2 separate regions of the Homo sapiens genome follow, and region 2 is linked to region 1. Evidence: chromatin contacts called from ENCODE Hi-C or POLR2A ChIA-PET data. All regions are on one chromosome and are shown on one strand. The core of a region is the stretch at or near the end of the contact, and the rest is flanking DNA. Distances in the headings are between cores, read along the strand shown.

The links. A loop is a pair of places that touch in the nucleus more often than their neighbours do. ChIA-PET counts read pairs that join two places held with the same protein, here RNA polymerase II (POLR2A). Pooled maps may share reads with other maps.
Region 2: a loop to region 1 is called in a pooled map, with 9 times the contacts of the local background. The contact joins two enhancer-like sites. A Hi-C loop is called at or near these places in 1 of 37 single-sample maps with no recorded cell type and 10 of 50 pooled maps. POLR2A ChIA-PET finds 5 or more read pairs at or near these places in 1 of 52 experiments (activated naive CD4-positive, alpha-beta T cell).

The regions. Positions count from the first base shown.
Region 1 is chr10:62,181,418-62,185,490 of GRCh38, reverse strand. It overlaps a transcript of RTKN2 not described here. Among named protein-coding and RNA genes, the nearest start is that of LINC02621, 76 kb to the left of the region's middle. Within about 2 kb of position 1,955, at least 5 of the 41 ENCODE cell types and tissues checked have a DNase peak (open chromatin) inside an H3K27ac peak, as active enhancers do.
Region 2 is chr10:62,635,112-62,639,184 of GRCh38, reverse strand. The region is part of intron 1 of LOC105378327 (a long non-coding RNA gene); the gene reads left to right. Among named protein-coding and RNA genes, the nearest start is that of ADO, 170 kb to the left of the region's middle. RefSeq lists enhancers at 1,044-1,273, 1,284-1,523, 1,814-1,903. Within about 2 kb of position 1,669, at least 20 of the 41 ENCODE cell types and tissues checked have a DNase peak (open chromatin) inside an H3K27ac peak, as active enhancers do.

The DNA.
Region 1 (4,073 bases), core at 706-3,205:
GTGCCCGCCACCACACCCAGCTAATTTTTGTATTTTTAGTAGAGACGGGGTTTCACCAACTTGGCCAGGCTGGTCTCGAACTCCTGACCTCATGATCTGCCCACTTCGGCCACCCAAAGCACTGGGATTACAGGCCTGAGCCACCGTGCCCAGCCTGCCAAAAGCAATCTTTGAATCAAAGCTGGAAGAACTGATGCAATCAATATTCCTTAGTTTGGGACTGACTTGGTGCCTGAGTACCAGTCAACTTGGAGGATCTGCCATACAAATTATGAGGGTTTTTTTTTTTTTAACTGTGGAGGTCCTATTTTTGATAGATTATAGAAATAAGGAGTGACAAGTCAAGCTGTCATGAGAGGAGAGTCATCTAAAGTTAGTACTGAAAACAGAAATTTGGCTGGCAAATTAGTTAGAAAAGGGAGGCAGAACAATGGGAAAATTTTTTGCAAGATTTCCTGGGAGTTGGGGATGGTGATGATGGCAGGGGCCCTGGAGTGACCGCTTACCAATTAGTGGTTTACCTGTTAACTTTGGCAGATGTTTTACCAGTGAATGGTAAGATTTCTAATTGAGCTTCAGGCAAGACTGTCTAGTGAAAACTATACTTCTATTTACTCTTCAGTAACTAACAAGGCCTGTTTTTTTCTTTACTTAGTTCTTATTTGAGATCTTGGTTAAGAAATTATAAAATATAAATAGAATATTAGCGACTTGGGTTATTTGGTTGTTGAGAAAGGGTTCTCTAGAGAAAATATAATTTCATAACTGCAGTACTTATTCAATTAGACTAGGAAGGCTCCTCAGAGGTAATCTACTTCAACCTCTTTCTGTAGGCGGAAGCCATGCTCCCAACCAATCATATTCATGAATATCCAGCCTCTGTTTGACATTATTCTTTAAGGTTGTTTGCTTTTAGAATTTTCAGCCCATTTCTTGTAAGTTCCAGTTCTAAGAAAGGCTTTTTTACATATTAAGACAACTCATTTTTCCTGAAACTTGCAATCTTTTCCACTGACTGCCTTTTGTGATTCTGATTGGTGGTGACTTTCTGGTTTTCTCTTTACCTCTGTGGGTGACTAAAGGTGATTTTTTTTGTTTTTCAGAATAATAGTAATCAACTACATAATCTCCAGAAACTGCCAGCAACTTCCAAATTCCTCTTCACATAGCTTCTCAAATACTTCATTAGAACCAGTGTGAAAAATTTAAAATACAATGTGACATTTCTCTAGTAGAATGTAAGCTTCATGAGGGAAAAGACAACGCGTCTCCTTCCTGTATTCCTAGCACCCAGTACGGCACCTGACACATAATAGTGACCTTAGAAGAATATTTAAGAGTCATTGAGTAAACATTTTGTAGAGCTGTCCATGTTTATTTTCCATTCAGTGTTTACCAGGTGTCTGCTATTTGGACAGTCACTTCATTGTTCATTAGTACATGACTTTGGTAAATATATCTCCTGTGAAGAGAAATATTATAACTACTATGGCATTCAACACTGGTATTTCAGTTACTCAACTAATCCACCCACTGATGGAGTGAACCTTGAATTAAATGCTTTGAAGAATAAAGTGAATCTTGATAAAAATCAAAGGCTGAAGAAATCTTGTTTGACAGAAGGCATGAACAAAAATGCTAAAATTAATACTGTTTGTGGAGAAACACTCATTCCACCGCAGACTAAATGGAGTTCATGAGTATCAAAATGCCTATGTGATCAAAAGGCAGAAACAGCTTCTTTTTACTAGGTCTGTTAATATTCCAGGACTCATAATATTGTGCCTACATGAGCACCTGTGTTTGTGGTAACTCAAAGTATTTGAACACCTTATCTCATCCAACCTCAAATTTCCTGTGAGGTATTTAAGCACCGAGAGCTCTTGGTACTGTTTTCAAGATGAAGCAGATGAATTAGAGAGGCTGTTCACACACCAAATTTCACAGAAGCCTATGGAGGAAATGACGGGGAGACTTACCAGTTAACACCCAGTTGCAGAAATCAATGTCAGAGCTTGAAAGGACCTTATAAACCCCTGATCCAATGTGGACTTTCCTAGTAAGACTTCTGTTTGCAGTGACTTGGTTCATTTCACCAACCACAAGAATTTTAAGTAATTTTTAATCATAAAAGTAACATAGAACATAGTAATACATATATACGTACATACATGATACAGAAAGGTATCAAAAAACAAAAACATATATTACTTCCTCCTCTAACATTCCAGTGCCAGTTTCCAAAGATTCCTATTACCCAGAGGTAACCACTGTTAATAATTTTTAATGTATATTTCCAAAAATTTTTTATGCATTTAGAAATGTGTGCATGTGGGTGATGGGTGCACCAAAATCTCAGAAATCACCACTAAAGAACTTACTCATGTAACCAAACACCATGTGGTCCCCCAAAAACCTATTGAAATAAATAAATAATAACATAATAAAGACTTAATAAAAAGTAAAATAAAAATGTGTACATGTATACATACACGCAATGACAGTTGGTCCTCAAATAACATCATTCCATTCAGTGTCATTTCATTATACTGTTGATTGGAAAAAAATTGATTTCTGCCCGGGGCCCCTGTCTGTGTGGAGTTCCCATGTTCTCCCCATGTCTGTGTGGGTTTTCTCTGGGTATTCTGGTTTCCTCCCACATCCCAAAGATGTGCATGTCAGGTGAATTGGTGTGTCTACATTGTCCCAGCCTGTGTGGGTGTGTGTGTGAGGTGCCCCCTGCTAGGGTATGGCGTCCTGGCCAGGGTGGCTTCCGCTTTGCACCCTGAGCTGCTGGGGTGGACTCTGGCCACCCTCAACCCTCATCTGGAATAATTGGGTAATAATTATCTTGTTTTTATTAATCTTTCTTAAAAGTATATATAGTTCGCATTTATTTCAGTGTTTAATATTAGAAGTGTTTTACTCTTTAGAAGTTTGGTGATGTTTTTGTGACCAGAAATATGCCATAGGAACTTAGCTCTTGTTTATATCAATTAGCCTGCAGTAATTTGGTTCCATTGTGTGTTTCCTTAAAGCTGAAGTTTCCAAGTACCTACTGATGACGTTAAGTGAGGACTTAACTTGTGTGTTGCAGCTCCTATTAAATTGCTGCACTTGGAAGCATAGTAGTCATTTCAAACTTTAAAAAGATCTTCTGCTATTCTGTTCCAATTCTGACCTTCTCACAGTTTTATTCATCTAGTAAACACCAACTCGATCCTTCCAGTTGCTCAGGTCAAAACCTTTAAGTCATCTTTGGTTCCTCTCTATCCAAAACACCATCTATCTAATTCACCAGCAAATCTTATTGAGTATATGTTAAAAATATCTCCAGAATCCAACCACTTATCACCATCTCCATTGCTTCCACCCTAACTCAAGCCACTAGCATCTGTTGCCTGAATTATTACAATAGCCTTCTAACTGGTCTCCCTACTACTACATAGCTTTCTACTGTCTATACTCAGGATAGCAGACAGAAGGATCCTGTGAAAACACAAGTCAGGTCGTATACCTTCCATGCGCAAAAAACATTCAAATGCTCCCCAGTTAATTCAGAGTAAAAGCTGAAGTAAAAGACTGTCCACAGTCTGCTGACCCCATTACCTATATGACTTAATCTCCTGCTACTCTAGAGAAACTTCACTCTCTTTGTTCCACATATACTGGCTTTTGCGCTGTCCTGAACATGCCTGGCATGCTCTTGCCTCAGGGCCTTGCACTTGCTGTTTCCTCTTCCTGGAATGCTCTTACACCAACTATCATCACTTCATTCAAGTCTTTTTTTTTTTTTTTTTTTTTTTTTTTGAGACGAAGTCTCACTCTTTCGCCCAGGCCAGACTGCTGTGGCGGTATCCCCACTCACTGCAAGCTCCGCCTCCCAGGTTCTCGCCATTCTTTTGCCTCAGCCTCCCAAGTAGCTGGGATTACAGGCGCCCACCACCGTGCCCGGCTGATTTTTTGTATTTTTAGTAGAGACGGGGTTTCACCGTGTTAGCCAGGATGGTCTCGATCTCCTGACCTCGTGATCCGCCCTCCTCAGCCTCCCAAAGTGCTGGGATTACAGGCGT
Region 2 (4,073 bases), core at 420-2,919, 450 kb before region 1:
CGAATAAATTAATGAATGAGGAGCTTCATGTATCTGTTGTAGGATTACCATATGATTTAAGTCTTCAAGACTGGCACACCTAAGAGCTCACATGGTGGAAACCTCCTCACCCCTCCTCAACCTGGATCCTCTCTGTCAAAGGAGTTCTGGATGGAGAGGCGTATGCTAAGGATCTTTGGGCAAGGGGCAAGGACCCTTGGGATTTAATTTATCTACCAAGTGCTTCTGAAAAAAAGCTGTACAAAAAATGCACTGCATAAAAGCAACTTGATAATCCTGATGAAAGCAACCAGACCCTTATCAGGGAATGAGCTATGACCCTGGCATGAGGGTCAGACATCATCGATGGTCACCAATGTAGTAAGACTTGAGAGGCACTGGAAAGTCTCACCGGCTCCCGTGGTAAGACCAGAAACTTCACCATCAGAGAGTCATTACTTTGGGTAAAGTACTTCTCTCTCCTTTAAATGTAATTAGCGGACATAGTGAGTTGCCAATATCTTGGAGTGAATTCGCTGACCTAACTCTTTTCTTTAAGGATAAGGGACCTTAATGATGCTGGATTCTGGGGAAGAACCAGGCCTCAGAGAGAGAAGGGGCAAAATCTGCTGAGCTAGAGGGTGGAAGGAAAGTACATTTTGTTTAACTGGATAAATATTCAGGCCCCTGCAAGCTGCTTCAGTGTGGAAAAGACAATTTGGGGTGGGGGAACGGTAGTCTGGCCCCACATAAACCCTTTAAAATTGCAGACTCCCCCATCCCCCGCCACTGAGAGTCTTCCACATGAATTTGATGTAATGGGAGTAGCACACTCACACATTTTGGAAGATAAGAGCTGAATGTGTTTAAATAACTATCAGGCTGGCGGGAAAGATATCCAGGCTTGCCTGGAGCCACCTTTTCACCACAGAAGGGAAAAACCTAACCCTGACAAGCACGTGGCTGATTATTAGCCGTGTGATGAAGTGTTACTTCCTGTGCAGGACATTCGCATTTCTTGAGAAACTCTTTCTCAATCATAGTGAGTGATATTTTTAGAAAATGAAGGCCTTTGTTTTCTTCCTCTATGTGTATGCTCCCCGCTTCCCTTCACTTCCCCCAAGTCCCATACCCTACCCCAGAGAAGAGATTTAATGAGGGAGTGCATGTCCCCACATGGGGTGGGGGGAGGAGAGTGGGCAGACAATCAGAAAAATGCAATTTACCTGCCCTAGTAGAACTTGAATCACCATACAGACATCTCTTTCATAGTTTTTGCAGCCAAATGTTGCTTTCCTTTCTTGTTTTCCTTCCAGATAATGCAGCTAATATCTTTTCCTTGTGGGGTTGTATTTACTATTCTGAGATCACATTAACATTACTCATTTAACAATCTGCAATGTTTTGAAACCGACATGTCTCACCATATCCCAGAATGGGGTTTTTTTCTCCGCCTGATGCTTTGATTGATAAGGACCGCCCATGACCATGACCTTTAAGATGCATAGTCCAGAGGGCATGGGGTTTGGGCGAAAGGCGGCAAAGGCCTCCCTATCAGCAGGATCACTGTGAGCTCCTGCTCAACAAATGACAGTGCACACTTCACTGCAGATTGGATGCTTTCTGAACTGGTGGAGGCTCAGGAAGCTGCTCTGAGCTGCCCAGACTGAGCAACTGAAACTAAAAGTGAAGCCGTCAAACGCAGCTTCCTGAGCTTTCAGTTCTGGTTGATTTGATGGAGAGTGGGGTGCTATGTTCTCTAACTGTTTTATGGCAGGATCTGTGCACAGGGGTGAGAGTAAAGACTATTAAGAGATCATCCCCACCCTGAAGGAGTTTTCAGTCTAGCAGAGAGACAGACATGTAAATAAGTGTGGTAGATGCCTTCCGAAGATATATACACTGTGGCAGATCGGAGAAAGTGGGCAGTTCTCTAAGGAGGGGAGAGGAGTTGGGGGGATGGGGAAAGTTATAGAAGACTAAAGAGAGAATGCTTGGACTAGGCCTTCATGAAGAAGTAGGCGCTGTCTAGGTGGGAATGAAACGCAAGTGTATTTTTTTTTTTTTGCCTTTGCAAATACATTGAAAAGCATGATGCTCTGGGGGAACTTCTAGAACTCTGATGGCCAGAGTATAAGTTGGAGAGAAGGAAGGGGGAAGAGCAGAGATGAAATATAGGAGGCAGATCACAGAGCCCCCTGCAGGCCCTACAATGGGGTTTTTATTCTACCACATAGGCAATGGGAAGCTACTGGCTAGACTTTAAGTAAGGCAGAGGCTTATTAGACTTTCATTTTAAAAAGGTCGCTTGAGTATCTGTGGGGAGAATAAGCCTGGTTGAGACAGAAGGCAAGAAAAGTAGTTGGGAGGCTGTTAAAATAATTCAAGAAAGATGTGAAGTTTGCAAATAAGGGAGTGGAAGAGTGGAAGGATTAGAGAAGGAGAGAATTACCAAGATTTGGTGATTGGGTAGTAGAGGGAGAGGGTTGAGAGTTAAAGGAAAACGAGACATGTAAGATGCCACCCAGGATTCTGGTTTGAGTGACTATAGAAGACATGGAACGAAAGGGGTGTAAGACAACTAATTCTGTGTTGTGCATGTTGAATTTGAGATGCTTGTGGGACACCGAAGTGGAGAGGCCCAATGTGCAGTTGCTTATGTGGGTTTGACGCACAAAAGATAGGTCAGGGATGAGGAGAAAAACATGAGAGCCATTGGTGAGCAGGTGGCTGTTGAAAGCATGGCAGGGGAGGCCCTGTCCTGTGGGAAGGGCAGAAGGTCAAGGACAGTCCCTCAATTCGTCAACTCAAAGTTGTGGGCAAAGATGGAAGAGCCAGAAAGGGCAACTGCCAAGGAGAAGAGGAGAAATTTGTGTCAAGGAAGGCAGGAGAGAGGGTTTCAAGAGGATAAGACTGGTCCACAGTGTCACACGCTTCAGGGAGGCCAGTGAGACGAAGACTAAAAGCATGCACTGGATAGAGCACTTGGTGATCTTGATGCAGTGAAGCCACAGTGTGGCCCTGGGTGTGGAGGTGAAATTAGCATAGGTGGAAATGGGAGGTGAGTGAGTGGAGGCAATGCACGCGGAAGGCTTGCCCAGGAGAAGGAGGAAAGAGCTTCACCAAAATATTTAGAACTACTGATTTTGTCTGAAAGTTATTTCACAACCAAACAAGGCAGGGTAGTGTCATAGGACAAGAAAGGTGGATTTTGACTACTGAGAACTTCTCACTGTGTTGCAGGCCCTGGGCTGAGGGCTTTGGCATTACAGTCTTGAGTATTCTTTTATTGTATTCTGTCCTTTCATTTTCCTCCAAGATTTTGCAGCCACTCTCCCCTCCCTGCTCAGATTCTACCTCTGCTGTAGCTGGGCTTACACCGTAAGGGCATTTGAGGTCTAGATGAAATCTTAGAAATATAAGACTCTCTCAAAGTTTTTCAATAAGCAGGGCTAATACTAATAATCAATGCTAAACAGCAATCAACAATGTCATGATACCCTAATAAACCTTTAAAGAAGAACTTAGACAAGAAAGCTGTCAAAATGGAAATGGGGGTAGAGTCTTGGCCATGTCAGGGGAAACAAGCACAGAGACCCAGGGTGGTGAGCATGTGTCCTGGGAGGTGGTGGTGCCAGGTGTCCACCACGCTATGTGAGGCAGCCACGTTATTGTTTTGAACAGCGTATCCTCAACCTAGCCTCTTCTAATTGTATAATCACAAAGCTGTAATCACTGATTCCAAAGAGCTGGAAGCCTCAGACGATTGAAAAGTCAAAATGCAGATGTGACAGTAATACAGGAGACACACCTTCCTGTGTGCAGAGGTGGTGAAATGAGAGAATTAATGGTTGGAACAGTTGTCAGGGTTTCCAACTTCTCTAACTTGGAAGGAGTCATTAGGTGAATAAATAGCATACTCCCACTCACACCAGCAGAAGCCAGAATGACCTAGTGGGTAGATAGGGAGTAGCTGTAGTAATAGAACTTGTGTTTCCTCATTGAGTTTTTAATAGAGTTCAGGATCTATCTTTGCCCCTTGTCAGGGGCCACGTTCAGTCCCTCCCATCTCTCCTTCCAGCATCCTTCTTCCT